Linked DNA regions of Homo sapiens: region 1 is linked to region 2. The links are chromatin contacts, found by Hi-C in ENCODE. All regions are on one chromosome and are shown on one strand. The core of a region is the stretch at or near the end of the contact, and the rest is flanking DNA. Distances in the headings are between cores, read along the strand shown.

Region 1 (3,602 bases), core at 1,054-3,553, 690 kb before region 2:
ATGCCTGGCCCTCCCTGCTTCCTCTCTAGAATCCAATTAGGGATGTTTGTTACTACTTATGTTGATTAAAACAGTTAACAAACTTTTTTTCTTTTTAAAATGTGAGATCAGTGAACTCTGGTTTTAATATAATCTGAAACAAGGTCCTTGGGAGTAATATAATTGGTCACATTCTGTAAAGCACATTCTGTTTAGGAATCACTTATCTCAAATTATAACTCAGGGCCTAACTATATGAGATGGCTGAAAAAATACCACATTGTCTGTTTTCACTAGATGATGCCAAAATATTTTGCTTTACGTATATTACAGTTCTTTTTAAAACACTGGAAGACTCATGTTAAACTCTAATTGTGAAGGCAGAAACTCTGCTAATTTTTCACATTAAAATTCTCTTTGAAAAAATACAAAAAAAAAATGACTGTTGTCACCATAGCGATCAGCAGCAGAACTCATTAAGAAGACCTGGCTTTCTTCTTCGTGTGGAAGAGTAGGAATGCAAAGCGTGGAAGTATATTGGACATTAATTATTTTTGCCCCATAAGAAAGGACATTTTCAGCAGGGCACGGTGGCGCATGCCTGTAATCCCAGCACTTTGGGAGGCTGAGGTGGGCAGGTCCCCTGAGGTCAGGAGTTCAAGATCATCCTGGTCAACATGGTGAAACCCTGTCTCTACTAAAAATACAAAAATTAGCCGGCCATGGTGGCGCACACTTGTAACCCCAGCTACTCAGGAGGCTGAGGCAGGATCATTGCTTGAATCCGGGAGGCGGAGGTTGCAGTGAGCCAAGATCCTGCAACTGCACTCCGGCCTGGGTGACAGAGCGAGACTCCACCTCAAAAAAAAAAAAAAAAAAAAAGGACATCTTCTAAGTGCCGTTTAGAATAATATAGTACTTAGTACAAAGTACTGCAACTTAAAATATTATGTCTTCCTTGCAAACTGTATCTTACTCATGTTTGTTTATCTTCTTTCCAATATCCATGCTCCATTGTTTGAAACTCATAACAAGTGCTTCATAAATGCTGATTTGAAGAAGCTGGGAAGTAAGATTAAGTGGCAAGTCCAAGGTTACCAGCTACTAAGTATCAGTTAGGACTCAAACCTAAGACGTTTAACTCTGCATTCAGTGACACAACTGTCATTTAAGGAGTGCTGAGGAAGAGAAAGCAGCTCTGACATCCAGGTGCTGGAACTATCAGCTGGGCCTTGGTGTTGCTAAGAACTTTTCTGGACCATGGTGTTCTGTCGAATGAAAACAATTTCACGGAACACCAAAGTCAGACAAGAGCATTCTGTAACCATGATCAAGACAAAAACAAGACCACGTCATAATTTTGTCTGAACACGGACAAAATTTAGGCACTGTCTAAACCACAAAAATGACAAATATGTGTGACTGTTGCTTCTTTATCATTCATGGCTTTAGCCTCTGTCTAGTCTTGACTCCTAAATAAGACTTATTAAGATACCCAATCATAGAATTACTGCCATTTCCTGACAGCAACCAATCCAGAGTAAGGCCTTGCTTTCTTGAACTCTTCCCAAAATCACATAACGCAAGCCCATAGTAAATTCTAACACCTTCTTACTGAGATGCCCCCACGGTTCCTCATGCATGCATTTCTCCTGGCTTCAAGAAGTAGTAGCTCAATTCTTTTACTACAAGTTGTTCCTGGTGGGTGTGTTGGAGAGCACTGACAACTCCTCCTATGTCCAGGGGCTGTGTTGTGTATACATGCTGAGTGTTTAATTAGACAACCCTGTAAGACTTATCATCCCCACGTGGCAGATAAAGACATGGAGGTTCATGAAAATTTAACGATTTGCCCAAGTCCCCCCTCCCCTCCCCAGGAAAAGCCAGCGACCACATTCCAACCCTCCGCTAACTCTGCATTGAGCACTCTCTTTCCTATGCCCTCCACCTGCGCCCATTCCCCTCTTCTGCGGGCCGACCGGGATCCTGCTGGGGGCTACAGCCCAAACATGTTACTTTTCCAACTGTTGTTTTATGTGTTTCTATGAGAAAGGATATTCGGATTCAGAAATGCTTTGCAACTCCAGAGCTGTTGAGCCTGCGGCGCGGCCCACCACTCAACAGCGGTGCTGAGTGGCTGCTCGGTCGCGCGGGATCCACTCCGGGCCTCCGAGGGTGGGTGCACGATCCACTAGCCACTCTCCAGGGGAGAGTGACGTCCGGGTGGACCAATCGCCGCTGGGGCACCGACCGCTGGGCCCAATCGCAGGAGAGCCGGGTAGAACAGTGACAGCGCCGCGGCAGCCGACCCCGCCTCCTCGGCGGACAGCGATGCTCAGCTGGCTGCGGCCGAGTCATCGCCTAGCGCTGGCAGGGCCGCTGACCGACCGACGGAGGCGCCGATTGGCCGATTGTCCACTGCGCAGAAGGAGCAGCTGCTCCGCGCCCCGCCGCGCCGCGCTGAGGCCGAGGTCCGCAGGGCCGCGGGGAAGCCGAGGGCTGCCGGAGAACCCTGCAGGTGTCACTCGGGACGCGGAAGTGCGCTTGCCGAGGTTTGCTTTACAATACGCTTGAGACTCCCCGACAAGCGTAATTTGGTCGAGTTCGACGGGAAAGTACTCTCCCCACCCCAGCGCCGGCCGCGTAGTCCGAGGTTACTGTCCCCGGCGCGTCCTCTGTTGCCCCAGTCCAGAGGCTGCCCTTGAACCCGGGCGCGCACGAGCGCAGGGCATCCGAGGCGACAGCCCCTGGCACGGCCCGACCTGTACCCAGCCTGGCAGGAAGACTGTAATCGTGGGGTGAGTTAAAAATAAGGCCCTTTCGATTGGGAGCTGCTTTTTAAAACGCCCCCTCCCTGTCCGTTTTTAATACGCAGCAAAATAACAATAACAATTGTGCAACTGTCGCTTCCCAAAAGGAACCTCATTGTTGAACTTACGAAAAATCAGTTGGCAATATACAGTGTGGGAACTGTACTGTGATCATTGGCTAACCAAGATGGGTGACAGTTTATGATTTCAAAGACTCAAAGGCGGCTTGAGTCCTACAATGTCCTACTCATAAAAATGGAAAGCATGGCAGCCTCAGGTTGTTACAGAGTACTCTACTCCAAAGTAAAAGTTATTCTCTGAGAAAGTGCTTACTGCCTTTTCTGTTCTCTAGTTTGCTTGTTTAAACATTTACTCCACAAAATTGCTCAAACTTACCCATCTTTGAATATCTAGCCTCTGGGATGAGACAGATGATCTTTCTCCGTTTTCACTTTTTATAGAATACAGCTACCTACCCAGGCAATATGAAGATTTTATTTGTAGAACCTGCCATTTTCCTTAGTGCATTTGCTATGACTTTGACCGGTCCACTGACAACGCAATATGTTTATCGGAGAATATGGGAAGAAACTGGCAACTACACTTTTTCATCTGATAGCAATATTTCTGAGTGTGAAAAAAACAAAAGCAGCCCAATTTTTGCATTCCAGGAGGTAAGAAATTACAATATCCATAGTATTTAATAAAATGGGAATGTATACCGGGCTTTGAGTTAAAGAGGACCGTGAACTCATCATCCATTGGTCTCTCTAGGGCGGCCATCAAAGTCCTAAATCCCAAACCTAATGGCCT
Region 2 (3,724 bases), core at 297-2,796:
AGCCTCACAGGAGTGTGCCAAGACAATTGGCTAATTTTTTTTTTTTTTTGTAGATACGGTGTCTCACCATATTGCCCAGGATGGTTGCAAACTCCTGGCTCAAGTGAGGCTGCCTTGGCCTCCTAAAGTGCTGGGATTACAGGTGTGGGTTGAAACAGACTCTGGGTAGGAGAGAAAACTGGGGCCCTTTGTATCCTCACTTCGTTGCTCCATCCATTCCGATCTGGCGTCCAGCCCCATTGCTGGCCTCACCGTTACCACCGCTGACCCAGCAAAAGCATCTCCAGCTGGCTCTCTTGCTAAGGTCAACAGTGACTTCAAACCAAACCAAGCCTAATGGATATTTTTCAGTCCTCATTACTTGATTGTTCAGCATGAATTGATGCTGTTGATTCTTCTCTCCATCCAGAAGCTTTCTTTCTTTGGGTTTTGTGTCACCATATTCTGGTTTTCCTCCCACCCCTCTGCCCTTCTCAGTCCTTTGTGGGCTCATCTTCTTCCATCCAGCTTTTGTTGTTGTGGCTGATTTTGAAACTCAGTCCTTTGTGGGCTCATCTTCTTCCATCCAGCTTTTGTTGTTGTGGCTGATTTTGAAACACAGCCTTGCTCTGTTGCCCAGGCTGGAGTGCAGTGGTGTGATCTCAGCTCACTGCAACCTCCACTTCCCAGGCTCAAGCCATCCTCCCACTTCAGGCCCCTGAGTAGGGGGGACTACAGGCATGCGCCACCATGCCTGGCTAATTTTTGTATTTTTGGTAGAGATGGGGCTTCGCCATGTTGCCCAGGCTCCATCCAGCTTTTTATGGGGCATCCCTGTGGGCTTGCTCCTGGACCGCCTTGCGTTTTCGCTCCACACACTCAACACAGTCCATCCCCACTACACCCGTGATGTCCTCCCATACACCAAGGGCCCTCATGCTTGCGTCTCCTTTCGGAGCTTCAGGTTCATATGTTAAATGTTTGGATGTCTCAAAGGTCCCTTTAACACAGTGTATGCAAGGTGAATTCCCCTAACCCTGGCCCTGCACCAGCAGTCCTCTCTGTGACTGGTAATGAATGCCAGTGAATAAATAACCACATTCTATATAGTTGGGCACACTAGAAACCCGTGACTTTTCCTTGACACCTTCCTCTTTCTAACACCCTGTGAGCTAATCCTATCAGGTTTCCGATTAGTGTCTCTTGATTCCATCCTCGTCCCTCCATCTCTATGACCACCACTCTAGTTCAAGGCTCTCTCCTGGACAAAAGCTTCCAAAGCAGGTTCCTGTATCCACTCTTGCCTCCCTTTGGCTTCTCCATACTGAGGTCCAAGTGACAGTGGCGAAAGGCTAAGCAGATCAAATGGCTTTCCTACTTCACATTTCCTCCACCACCCGCATGGCTGGGCCACCGCTGCCTCCCCACCTCTTGCTCTCGGCACCCCAGAGCGCTGGCCTTCTTTCAGTTCCCCCAGCACTGTCCTCCCACCCACTGTGGGGCCTTTGCACAAGTGGATCCTTCTGCTTCCCCTTCCCCTTTCATGTAAGTATCTCCCACTGCCCCCTCAGATCTCAGCTTAAACACCACTTCCTCTGTCTCACACCACAGACAATATTGAGGCCCTTGCAATGTGCGACATTAGCTCTCTGCAGGCTTTCCCCCGTAGAATCCATCACCTTTGTCATGACATTTTTTAACATCCAATTGTTGTCCCATCTGTCCAGTAGCCCCTGTGCCTCATGAGGGCAGGGTCTGTGTCTGTGGTGCTGTGCTCTCTCCTTTCTCGACCTTTGCCCACTCTTTCACAACCCTCAGCACTGTTCTCCTCCCCTTCCACCATGAGTCACCTGGCCAGCTCCCATTTTTCTTCAGGACTCAGTTTAGACATTGAATGCTCCTTTCTCCACCCCTCCAAGGCTAAGGTAGCTATCCCTTTTGACCCTACAGTACCCCTGCACTCCTTTGCCACGTTGCATTTTTTCTTCTTTTTTTGAGACGGAGTCTCACTCTGTCGCCCAGGCTGGAGTGCAGTGGCACCATCTCAGCTCACTGTAAGCTCCGCCTCCTGGGTTCACGCCATTCTCCTGCCTCAGCCTCCCTAGCAGCTGGGACTACAGGCACCCACCACCACGCCCGGCTAAATTTTTTTGTATTTTTAGTAGAGACAGAGTTTCACCGTGTTAGCCAGGATGGTCTTGATCTCCTGACCTCGTGATCCGCCTGTCTCAGCCTCCCAAAGTGCTGGGATTACAGGCATGAGCCACCGTGCCCAGCCCAACGTTGCATTTTTTCTTTTTCTTTCTTTTTTCTTTTTTTGAGATAGGGTCTCACTCTGTCACCCAGGCTGGAGTGCAGTGAAGTCATCATAGCTCACGGCAAGCTTCAAGTCCTGGGCTCAAGTGATGGTCTGCAGCCTTTCCAGTAACTGGAACTACATGCAGGCACCACCAAGCCCAGCTAATTTTTATTTTATTTTATTTTATTTATTTATGTATTTTTACTTTATTTTATTTTTAAGTAGAGACAAGCTCTTGCTATTTTGCCCGGGCCTTTCTTGAACTTCTGGGTACCAGCAATTCTCCCGCTTGTCTCAGCCTCCCAAGATGTTGGGATTAGAGGCGCGGGGACCCACGTCTTGCCTGCCGTATTGCATTTATGGCACTGTATTGTCATGGCTTATTTACTTCTCTGCCTTCTCCAGGAGACTCTAAGATCCAGGAAGACAAGGGTTGTGTCTTGTTTTTCCTTCATTCCCCAGTGTCTAGGACATTGGCTCTTACAGAGTAGGCACTCAATAAATACTTGTTGAATGACTGAATGAAAGAGGTAATGGTACATGAAAATGCTTAGAAGAAGCTAAGCATGCTAAAAAATGTAAGATATTATTTTAGCCATGAGGAATAGGACATGAACAAGTAAAGCCCCGAATCCCTGTCCAGCGTGAAGCTGAAGACATGATGTATTAGGGGGTCCCAGTGCCCACAGGAAATCCCACCCCCAAGCTAAAATCTTGGAAACAAGGATACCCCTGAGAGCTTGCCCAAACCAAAATAGAGGATGTCAGCACCGGAGAAGCCACTATAAAGGTTAGGATGCCTTCCTGGACAAAATAATGGAACCTGGCAATCGAACCAAATCTTCACTGAATGTAAAGAAGAGTTACTATATCTGGAAGAAAAAGTCTGTTCACAGAGGGGTGGTGCCTGGAGCCTGGAGAGGGAAGTCCAGAGACCCTGCCCTTGCCCCTGTGGCTGCCCGGGCTGCCCTGACCAACTGCACATGAGCCGCAATGACGGGAGCCCTTGGATTCCATAGTGACTTTCCTCACACTGTGCTTCTAAGTCAGCTTATAAGTACAGTTTGCTGAGCTATCTGGAATTTTCCCTAGAGAGAGAATGCATTGGCCAACCAATATGTTCTAGCCTGCTTGGCAGTTTTATTTCTCAATGTCAATTAATGGGTCTCTTGAGCACCTGATAGTGGGAATTAGTCCTCTTTGACCTTCTCCCATTGGACTTGCTGGCAAATCTAATGTTCTAGACCTGAGGGCCACAGGCTAGAGTCAACCATGCTCACGACACTGTTATCTCTCTCTGACTACAACAGATCCAAGAGTTCAAACAAACAAACAAAAAGGACGTTTCTCCCTTCTGTTAACTTGTACTGAGGAGGAAAAGCATGTGTTATTATTTTGTTTGTTTGTTTTGAGGGCCAACTGTAAGGATTTTTATTTTGGTAGGTA

Evidence for each region. Hi-C counts contacts between places; a loop is a spot of excess contacts on that map. Pooled maps may share reads with other maps.
Region 1: a pooled map shows a loop between it and region 2 (2.2-fold over the local background). The contact joins the promoter of SLC46A3 here to the enhancer-like site in region 2. A Hi-C loop is called at or near these places in 6 of 37 single-sample maps with no recorded cell type and 5 of 50 pooled maps.

What each region holds. Positions count from the first base shown.
Region 1 is chr13:28,717,671-28,721,272 of GRCh38, reverse strand. It overlaps SLC46A3 (solute carrier family 46 member 3), which reads left to right and starts at 2,303. Exons shown (of 6, transcript NM_181785.4): 1 at 2,303-2,777; 2 at 3,251-3,463. The coding sequence starts at 3,275. It also overlaps the pseudogene CYP51A1P2.
Region 2 is chr13:28,029,478-28,033,201 of GRCh38, reverse strand. The region is part of intron 15 of FLT3 (fms related receptor tyrosine kinase 3); the gene reads left to right. Among named protein-coding and RNA genes, the nearest start is that of URAD, 43 kb to the right of the region's middle. Within about 2 kb of position 1,546, at least 4 of the 41 ENCODE cell types and tissues checked have a DNase peak (open chromatin) inside an H3K27ac peak, as active enhancers do.